2 separate regions of the Homo sapiens genome follow, and region 1 is linked to region 2. Evidence: chromatin contacts called from ENCODE Hi-C or POLR2A ChIA-PET data. All regions are on one chromosome and are shown on one strand. Each heading gives the region's core, a stretch centred on a gene start or an enhancer-like site at or near the end of the contact. The rest is flanking DNA. Distances are from core to core; before and after follow the strand shown. Region 1 has its middle 15 kb from the start of ELF1. Region 2 overlaps LOC107984569 (a long non-coding RNA gene).

The links. A loop is a pair of places that touch in the nucleus more often than their neighbours do. ChIA-PET counts read pairs that join two places held with the same protein, here RNA polymerase II (POLR2A).
Region 1: a loop to region 2 is called in a map of tibial artery, with 6 times the contacts of the local background. The contact joins two enhancer-like sites. A Hi-C loop is called at or near these places in 1 of 168 maps with a recorded cell type or tissue (tibial artery). POLR2A ChIA-PET finds 5 or more read pairs at or near these places in 1 of 52 experiments (T-cell).

What each region holds. Positions count from the first base shown.
Region 1 is chr13:41,032,458-41,037,065 of GRCh38, reverse strand. It overlaps a transcript of ELF1 not described here. Among named protein-coding and RNA genes, the nearest start is that of ELF1, 15 kb to the right of the region's middle. Within about 2 kb of position 2,030, at least 2 of the 41 ENCODE cell types and tissues checked have a DNase peak (open chromatin) inside an H3K27ac peak, as active enhancers do.
Region 2 is chr13:40,067,783-40,072,663 of GRCh38, reverse strand. It overlaps LOC107984569 (a long non-coding RNA gene), which reads left to right. Exons shown (of 3, transcript XR_001749970.1): 3 at 1,858-1,979. Among named protein-coding and RNA genes, the nearest start is that of LINC00332, 110 kb to the left of the region's middle. Within about 2 kb of position 3,288, at least 4 of the 41 ENCODE cell types and tissues checked have a DNase peak (open chromatin) inside an H3K27ac peak, as active enhancers do.

The DNA of each region.
Region 1 (4,608 bases), core at 781-3,280, 970 kb before region 2:
CAGGTTTGTTACATATGTATACATGTGCCATGTTGGTGTGCTGCACCCATTAACTCGTCATTTACATTAGGTATATCTCCTAATGCTATCCCTCCCCACTCCCCCCACCCCACAACAGGCCCCAGTGTGTGATGTTCCCCTTCCTGTGTCCAAGTGTTCTCATTGTTCAATTCCCACCTATGAGTGAGAACATGCGGTGTTTGGTTTCTTGTCCTTGCAATAGTTTGCTGAGAATGATGGTTTCCAGTTTCATCCATATCTGTACAAAGGACATGAACTCATCATTTTTTATGGCTGCATAGTATTCCATGGTGTATATGTGCCACATTTTCTTAATCCAGTCTATCATTGTTGGACATTTGGGTTGGTTCCAAGTCTTTGCTATCGTGAATAGTGCCGCAATAAGCATACGTATGCATGCGTCTTCATAGCAGCATGATTTATAATCCTTTGGGTATATACCCAGTAATGGGATGGCTGGGTCAAATGGTATTTCTAGTTCTGGATCCCTGAGGAATTGCCACACTGTCTTCCACAATGGTTGAACTAGTTTACAGTCCCACCAACAGTGTAACAGTGTTCCTATTTCTCCACTTTTAAGTTTTAAAGTGTCATTTGTGTCAATGATTTGACTTCAAGTGTGGAGGGAGAGAAGCAGAGTAGTTTAGCTATAGCCAAAACGTTTCATTTGTCATGATAGTAAAACATGAGTTCAAAGAAAGTATTAATTGTTCATCTATATGGCATTAAGAAATATGAATAAATAAAGCCAGAGTCTAAAATCTTATTTGAACATTCCTTTTTGCTGAAACTTAGCTGCCTGCTTCTAATTAGAAAAAAATTTTTTTTTGGCCGGCTGTGGTGGCTCATGCCTGTAATCCCAGCCCTTTGGGAGGCCGAGACGGGTGGATCACGGGATCAGGAGTTCAAAACCATCCTGGCTAACACGGTGAAATCCTGTCTCTACTAAAAATACAACAACAACAAAAAAAAATTAGCCGGGCGTGGTGGCGGGCACCTGTGGTCCCAGCTACTTGGGAGGCTGAGGCAGGAGAATGGCGTGAACCCGGAAAGTGGAGCTTGCAGTGAGCCGAGATTGCGCCACTGCACTGTACTTCAGCCTGGGTGACAGAGCAAGACTCCATCTCAAAAAAAAAAAAGAAAAAAAGAAAAGGTTTTTTGTTGTCGTCAATTTTTGTTGTTGTTGTTGTTGTTGTTGTTTTTTTTTTAACAAGAAGTTGTGTTAAGTAAAGGCCTGAAAGGGACAGAAGACAAAAAGTCGAATGGAAGGGCCACTTTACCCTAATCTTTTGGGAGTTTTCCTTTTTTTTTTTTTTTCTTTTTGTTCTTTTCCTCATCTCTGTATCTCTTTCTCTCTAAAGTATTATTTTTCACCTATTAATGTATATGGGGGTGTTGAGGTATAGACCCTGGGTCAAATCCAGAAGCTATTCTCTCTTTACAGATGCAGAGCTTTACTGCTGTAGACTTGATTCCTAAACAGGGCTACCATACCCATCCTAACCCAGCTGTTCAGAGAATTTAGATTAAGTCAGGAAAGTGAGAAAGTGGCCTTGGCTTTTTGTGTACTTTAGACCTATACAGTGGTCTAAATGACCTGAGAATGGTTCAATTGGGTGGAAAAGGGAAAAAAAAAAGGTTTATCATTGAGCCAATAATTAGTTCAATTTCTGAATGTTTCATTTAGCAGATATTTATTAAATAACTACTGTGGGACAGGCATGCTATCATGCTGAAATAAATGACCAATGAGGCGTGTAAACAAATGATACGGAATGTAATGTTCTTTACCAGGTATTCTAGCAGAGTAGGAAGAGTATTCCAGTAGGAAGAGTTCTGAAGGAAATCTATTCATCCTTGAGTGCTCAAAATGCAAAGAGTGCTTTGCGCATAGCAGTAACCATAAGTGTGTGTACGAATGAATAAACATGATTCAAACAATGTGATTAGATCATTTACAAAATACTGTGAGAGCACAAAGGAGGAAGTGACCAATTCTTCCTTTTAATGACACAGTGAGGAGAGAAAGGCTCTTGGGAGATTCAGTAGGTGGAGAAGGCCTGAAAAGGTAGAGTGAAAAAGCATGACAATGCTCTGAACTAACAAGTTCAGATGTAGAGTATATGCTGGGGGCGTAGAATGCCGAGGTAAGGCATGATAAGGTAGACAGAAGTCAAGATGGATAAATGTTTTGTATTGGAATTTATTCTGTGGGTGCTGATAGGCCAGTGAAGGTTTTTTTTTTTTTTTTTTTAATAGGAATATTAAGGGGTAGAATTTGAGACATTCCTTTAAAAATAAATTATTCTTGAATTGGGAAATCAAATGATAGAATTGTAAAAATTATAAGCATATATGTTGGCAATGATTATGGCTAATAAGTCGTATAATATATGGTGGAATCTGTTTTATCCCTTTCAGATAACATATAATCTTAGTACAGATAAAACCATTTTAATCAAAATATGCATGATGTCATCAGTTTGTTTTTGAAAGAGATTTATTTTTACTTTATGGAATTATTACAGACTGTATTCTTTCTTAAAGATTCTGGCATTTTTTTAAAACTTATTTTGAAATGATCTTAAGTTTAGAAAAGAGTTTCTTAAATAGCGCAAAGAAGTCGTGTATATTTTTTATCCAGTGTCCACTGATGTTAACGTCTTATGCAGTCATAGTATAGTGATGAAAACTAAGAAACTAACATTGGTACAGTGCTATTAACTGTAGACTTTATTAGGATTTTCCCAGCTTTTCCACTAATGTCCTTTTTCTGTTCCAGGATCTAGTCCAAGATATACCACACTGCACTTAATGGTTATCTCTCTCATCCCCCCAAATCTCTTTTTTGACCTTGACCCTTTGGAAGAGTACCAGTCAGGTATTTTGTAGAATGTCCCTCAATTTGATTATATCTCTTGTTTTCTTGTGATTACGGCCTGAAGTAATGAGTTTTGGGGCTCTTGGAGGTTTTTTAAAATTTCATTTTATTTTTCAAATTATCATAAAGTTGACTTTTTTGTGGACAGCTCTGTGAATTTTGACATGTCTAAGTTTGTGTAACCATCACCATAATCAGGATATAGAACAATTCATCACTTCCCCAAATCCTCATGCTCTCTCAATAGTCACACCCTCCCCAAAATCTGTATCCCTGGCAACCACTGATCTGTTCTCCATCAATGTAGTTTTGTCTCTTCAAGAAATGTTATATAAATGGAATCATATAGTATTCAGTGGTCCCTAACCTTTTTGGCACCAGTGACCAGTTTCATGGAACACAATTTTTCCACAGAAGTTGGTGGGATGGTTTCAGGATGAAACTGTTCCACCTCAAATCATTGGGCGTTAGATTCTCATAAGGAGCACGTAACCTAGATAGTTTGCATGCACAGTTCACAATAGGGTTTCCTCTCCTATGAGAATCTAATTCTCTGGCTGCTCTGACAGGAGGCAGAACTCAGGTGGTGATGCTCGCCTGCCTTGGGGTTGAGGACCCCTGCAGTATGTAACCCTTTGACACTGGCTTCTTTCACTCAGCATAATGCTTTTGATTGTCATCTAAGTTGTATTTATCAATAGTTAGCTCCATTTTATTGCTAAGTATGGATGTACTGCAGCTTGTTCATCTGCCTCTTTTCGTTATGTATTTGAGAACATACTATGTGTCCTGGCACTATAACAAGTAATTTAAGTGAATTATTATGTGAAATAAGGATTATAACTGTCCCTTTCACAGATGTGAAAACAGAGGCTTAGAGAGTTTAAGTAGCTTTAAGTTAAAAACTAGTCAATAGTAGAGTTAGGACTCAGCCTGGGTCACCCACTCCAAACCCCATGTTCTTAATCATGAGGCTACACAGCTAGTTGCTAATGTTGGTTTCCTCATTTCTCTGTTTTGACCAGAAGTGTAACTAAGAGAAGTTAAAGTTCACATTTCTTTAACGTGTCCTAAAATTCCCTTTCTTTTCTCTTTTATCAAAGAGCAAAAATAATAATAGCAGGGGTAATTTTTTAAAAAATCATTTTGGGGGCTAAGAGTTCTGTGATTCAGGCCTAAAGCAAAAGGTTAAGCCAAGTCAGTCATCAGTCCGTAGGACATTATGACTTAACATTTAACATTGAGTGGTTCTGTTTATGAGCATTGTAACCATAGTACTAAGTTTTTTCTTTGGTTTGTTTTTTTTTTTTTTTTAGAAACAAGGTCTTGCTCTGTCACCCAGGGTGAGTGCAGTGGTACAACTGTAGCTCACTGTGACCTCAAACTCCTGGGCTCAGGAGAATCTTCTGCTTTGGTCTCCTAAGTAGCTGGGACTACAGGCTTGCACCACCATACCAGGCTAATTGTTTTATTTTTTGTAGAGACAGGGTCTCACTGTGTTGCCCAGGCTGGTCTTGAACTCCTTGCCTCAAGTGATACTTTCACCTCAGTGCTGGGATTATAGGCATGAGACACTGTGCCCGGCCCTGTTTTTTCTTAATCTCCTTATAAATAGAATATTTGTTTTACAGATAATTAATAAATATCGCTGGGCGCAGGGGCTCACGCCTGTAATCCCAGCACTTTGGGAGGCTGAGGCAGGAGGA
Region 2 (4,881 bases), core at 2,039-4,538:
ACCTATCTCTTGAGCTTTTAAATTCTCCAACCGCAATTCTTCCTTGTCCTGGGCCTTTGGTCCAGGGAAAAGAGCACAGGCTTTTGAAATGTTTGTCATAAAGAAACAATTTCAGTCTCCACTTGCTGTTTACTCCCTTTGAGAACTTAGGTAGGCCGTTCCAGTCATGAAACTGAGCTTTGGTTCTAGCAAATGCAAAAAAGGAACAACATCTATTGCACAGCGCTTTTAAGAGGACTAGATGGAGTAATAAGGGGTTTCTAAGTGTTTACAAGTATTTTATTTTTTTCCAAACTTTAACGATAAAGAAACTAAAGTCCAGAAAGGTTAAGTAACTTGTCCAAGGTACAGGTAGCACATCTGGTAAATATCATATTCTAGAATTTAGGTCAGAATAGGTGGTCAAGAAATGCCTGTGAAAATCAGATTAACATCGTGTTACTATGACCTTACCTCCCTCAGAAATTTGCCTTTTGTGCTAAAAGAACCGTGGTGCTCCTTGATTTCTTCACAAACTGTTTTGGGTTCAATTTTCTTCTATAGGGCACTTTGGAGATACAAGGAAGAATGAATTCCTGTTGCATTTGTTCTGTGATCCTTGTAATACAAAAATTACAGCAGAATTAATCCAGAACTATAGATACAAATTCAGGAAAGCATCAGCAAATTTAGCCCTTAGAATAGGGTTTGCAAATAGTATGTGTTCAACAAATATATGTTGATTGGGTGATTAAAAGAGTTCACCAATAGTTTGGTGAATGGTCAGGAAGTCTTGGAAAAGAGACATTTCATATTGCACTAAGTGTCCTACTCTGGAGAAAAATAACCAAGCATAGAGTTATGACAGCAGAGCTGGAGTCAATAGGACACTACAAATCTAAGAACTACAAATCAAAATGGTATTTTGGCCAACAGAGCAGGTTCTAGACACTTGCCACAGCACCAGGTGATGTGTATTCCAACCAGAAGGTTGTTATAAGGCATCTCTTGAATTAAGTTTTTCTTATTACTTGGACATTATGTCATATTCTGATAAAATAAAGTCATGATAACTCTGCTTTCCAAATGTATTTTCTTTTCACCTTCAAAAGCACACCTCCATCTTTATACATTGCCTTTTTGATTTGATCCCCAGAACCATAAGAAATAAAAATGTCTGTGATCTTTAAGGGGTGGGGCTGGAGGCTCGTGCATCTTCCTTGCACCTAGCAAAGTTACTGACACATAATGAGTCCTTAATAAACAACAAATTATAGCTAACATGGAGTGTTTACCGTGTAGCAGACACCGCTCTGAGTACTCACATATATTGGCACATTTCTTTAAGGAGTTCAGCATAATTGTGATGGGTGTGCAAGATTGCCACTTGCTAGCAGAGTGACCCTGGGCAAGTTACTGAAGCACTTTGGCCTCAGTTTCATAATCTGTAATATGGGAGTAATAACTGAGATAATTTCATAGGGTTGTTGCACAGATCATCTGAGTTAATATCTATCATGCCTTTGGAACAGTGCTGCATACATGATTGCTCAGTAAGTACTGGCTTGTGTTTGTATTTATCCTAAGATCACCTCTCAAGTCATTGGGGGAAATCAAGATTTGAACTCAGACTGCCTGGCTCAAGACCCTGTGTCTCTAATCACTATTTATTTTGAATGAGTTACTAAATAAGTGAAGAAATAACCCAAAGTCATACGGTCAGATAGTGACAGAATCCAGATCTCCTGTCCCTCACCCCACAATTCTAACACTAGACCCCTACTGAGTTGCCACAAGTGCACAGATCCAGGTTGTCTGGGAGGGAGGCAGGAAGTTGCTGCTGTACACATGGGTCTCACACTCCTCCTTCCTCCTCAGATTACACCTCCTTCCCAGGCTGCGGAGGCTGGTGGTGCCAGTGCACGCAGGTAGAAGCCAACATCTTCTCCATGGGAGCAGATTAATGGTAAAGGACTGTACTCTTCAACTCATGCAGAGAAAAATGAATGGACTGAGCAGAACAATAATAATAAGTGACATTTGAAGAGCACTTTCCAGTTGACAAAGCCCTTTCACATCCATTGTCTCACTTGACCACTGGAGCAACCCTGTGATGTAGGTTATTATTTCCGGTTTTGAAGATGAGGCAACCTGAACACAAGGATGTCACGTGACTTGTCCACGTTTGCAGGGTGGGCAAACCCTGGAGCCCAGGCTTGCACTGGAATCCCCTGACTCCAGATCCCAAGTTCCTTCCTTAACAAAATATTTGACTCAGTACACTGAGAGAACTTTGCCCCTGGCCTCAGAAAAAGTAGCTCATGGTATCTCCCAGTGTAGAGTCTGATCTGCTTAGGAAAGTAAGTTTGAACCTTCCTGAAGGCAGAGGTATGGACGAGATGACCCAGACCTCATCTAAAGCCAGGCAGCTTTGTGATTCCCTTCCAGGATTTTATGAAAGAAATAAAATTATTCACTTGGAATGTTTGCTACCAGAAATGTCAGAGAAGCTGTAAAGGGCCATTTATTTGGGACCTTCTAACCATGTGTTATGGTAGAAAATTTGAGAGAAGGAACAGGCCATTAGGAAAATTATTTTATTCACTTCAACTATTATTGTCTTGTTCTGATAATATTCTATTTGAAAACTTGCATTCATAGCACTCTTTCACATAAAATCGTGTTCTCTGGGTCCTTCCCACCTCATCATGCTTCTTTCTCTCACATGTATAGAGATTGTTTTTCATTTTGAACCCAGTTGCTTCCTCTTTGATGCTGTAGAAAATCACCCTTCTGGGCGTGTGGCATAATGACTTCCATGGCAATGGGCTGAAGTTACAGACAAGCCATTACGTGAGCACGACAGGCTGAGCAGAGAGACCAGAGCCAGTTCTTTTAAAACTGCTGTCCTTGATAATAGCAGGACAGAGGTAGAAAATTACTGGCATTATAAATTGCTTTTTCGATAAAGGTTTTGACTCTGTCTTTTAAAAAGCTGTGCCACACGGGGAAAATCTCTCTGCATTTTTAATTGTAGATAATTTTGTGTAAGAAAAACCTCCCCATGAAAATGGTCTAATGAAATGTGCTTCGTTTGACTTTGGCAAAGCTCCATGTCATTCTAAACGAGTGCATAAAAACAGACACAAACAATATTTGCTATTACCTAAAAGTGTAAGAGATAATTTACATCAAAAGCAAAAGAGGAGATTGAGAATTGGAGAGTGGTCCCTAAAGCAGAGCTCCCACTTCTACACGCACGCATAAAAGAGCAGGAATAAAGGAAGTGTGGTGTACTGCCACCCAGCGGTGAGTCAGGGAAGACTGAGGACTACCATGACCCCTCAGTGTCCAGAGCCCAACCTAGGTAGACAAAAACCAGGGCAAAAAGAAACAAGGCCCCAGTCCTGCTAAAGGAGAAGACATGTTCTAAAGTTTATGCTTTACTCAAAGAATGCCATCTCAGAATCTTGTTAATGCTTATCTTAGGCATAATTCTAACATGCATAACTTTCAAACCCATCAGGAGATCGAAACCATCCTGGCCAACATGGTGAAAACCGGTCTCTACTAAAAATACAAAAATTAGCTGGGCATGGTGGCGCGTGCCTGTAGTCCCAGCTACCCAGGAGGCTGAGGCAGGAGAATCGCTTGAATCCGGGAGGCGGAGGCTGTAGTGAGCCAAGATCACACCACTGCAGTCCAGCCTGGGCAACAGAGTGAGACTCCATCTAAAAAAAAAAAAAAAAAAAAAAAAAAAGAAGAAGCAAGTAAATAGAATGGAAAGAGGAAAGGAAGGCCTATTGCATGTAGGCTTCTCTGTGTAAGCAGTACGGTGCATCCCGTAGAGGACAATGGTGGACTCCTTAGAGTCAAGTGTCTCTGTGCCTTTTACTAGCTGGGGAACTTGCTCAAGTCATATCACCTCATTGTACTTCATTTTCCTCATCTGAAAAATTAGCATGATAATTGTACTACCTACCTCATAGAACTGTTTTTGAGGATTAAAGAAGAAATTCGTAGAAATAGGGCAGTTCCTGATACTTAGTATGCATTCAGTGTCAGCCATGAGCATTTTAGAAATATAGAAGCTCAAATCCATTAAGGACTAAATCCTGGTTGTTATTTAAATTATTCATTTGTTCATTCAATTCACATTTATTAAGCACATATTATGAGCCAGGTAATGAATAGCCGCTGTGTAAATAAATATCAATAAGCGACTGCCCTTCCCATCTAGGAACTCAGACATGCAAGCAAAATTTACATCAATGGTGGGAAGTGCTGGAGGAGCATTTACGTGGGAACACAGACCCTATCCCTGGAGAGGTCAGGATGGCTTCCTAGGGGTGACGTTCAAGGGGGTGCATGGGAGGTGAGGAGGGGGAGTGCATTCCAGAGGAGGATGCAACATGTTTAAACAAAGGCTCAGATGGAGGGAGAGCTGGTGATTTTGCTCCTCAGGGTGTAAGGGGTTCTGAGAGGGGAGTTGAGGCTGAAGAGGCAGGCGGGGCCAGTGCTGGAAGGCCCTTGCCTGTGCAGCTAAATCCTTAGGTTTGCTCCACGGTGTTCAAACTTCTTCAGCATTACATATATTTTTCCCCAACAAAATCTCATGGAAAACTCCAGCATATGAAAAAAAAATAAAAGCAGCATTTTGTTAACAGACATTTAGTTTGTAAGTTCAAATTTATGACGGTTACAGAATGAATCAATAAGATCAATAAAGAAGTATTAATTAATACAACATTTTGGGCATATGTGTGACAAACCCAACTTCCATTTTATATATATGTATATATTTATATATATTTCTAATTATATACTATTGAGAATATTCTGATTCACTCTGAGAACTAGTTGCAAAAAGTAGTTTTTAAAAGAAAAAAAAAAAACTCAGTT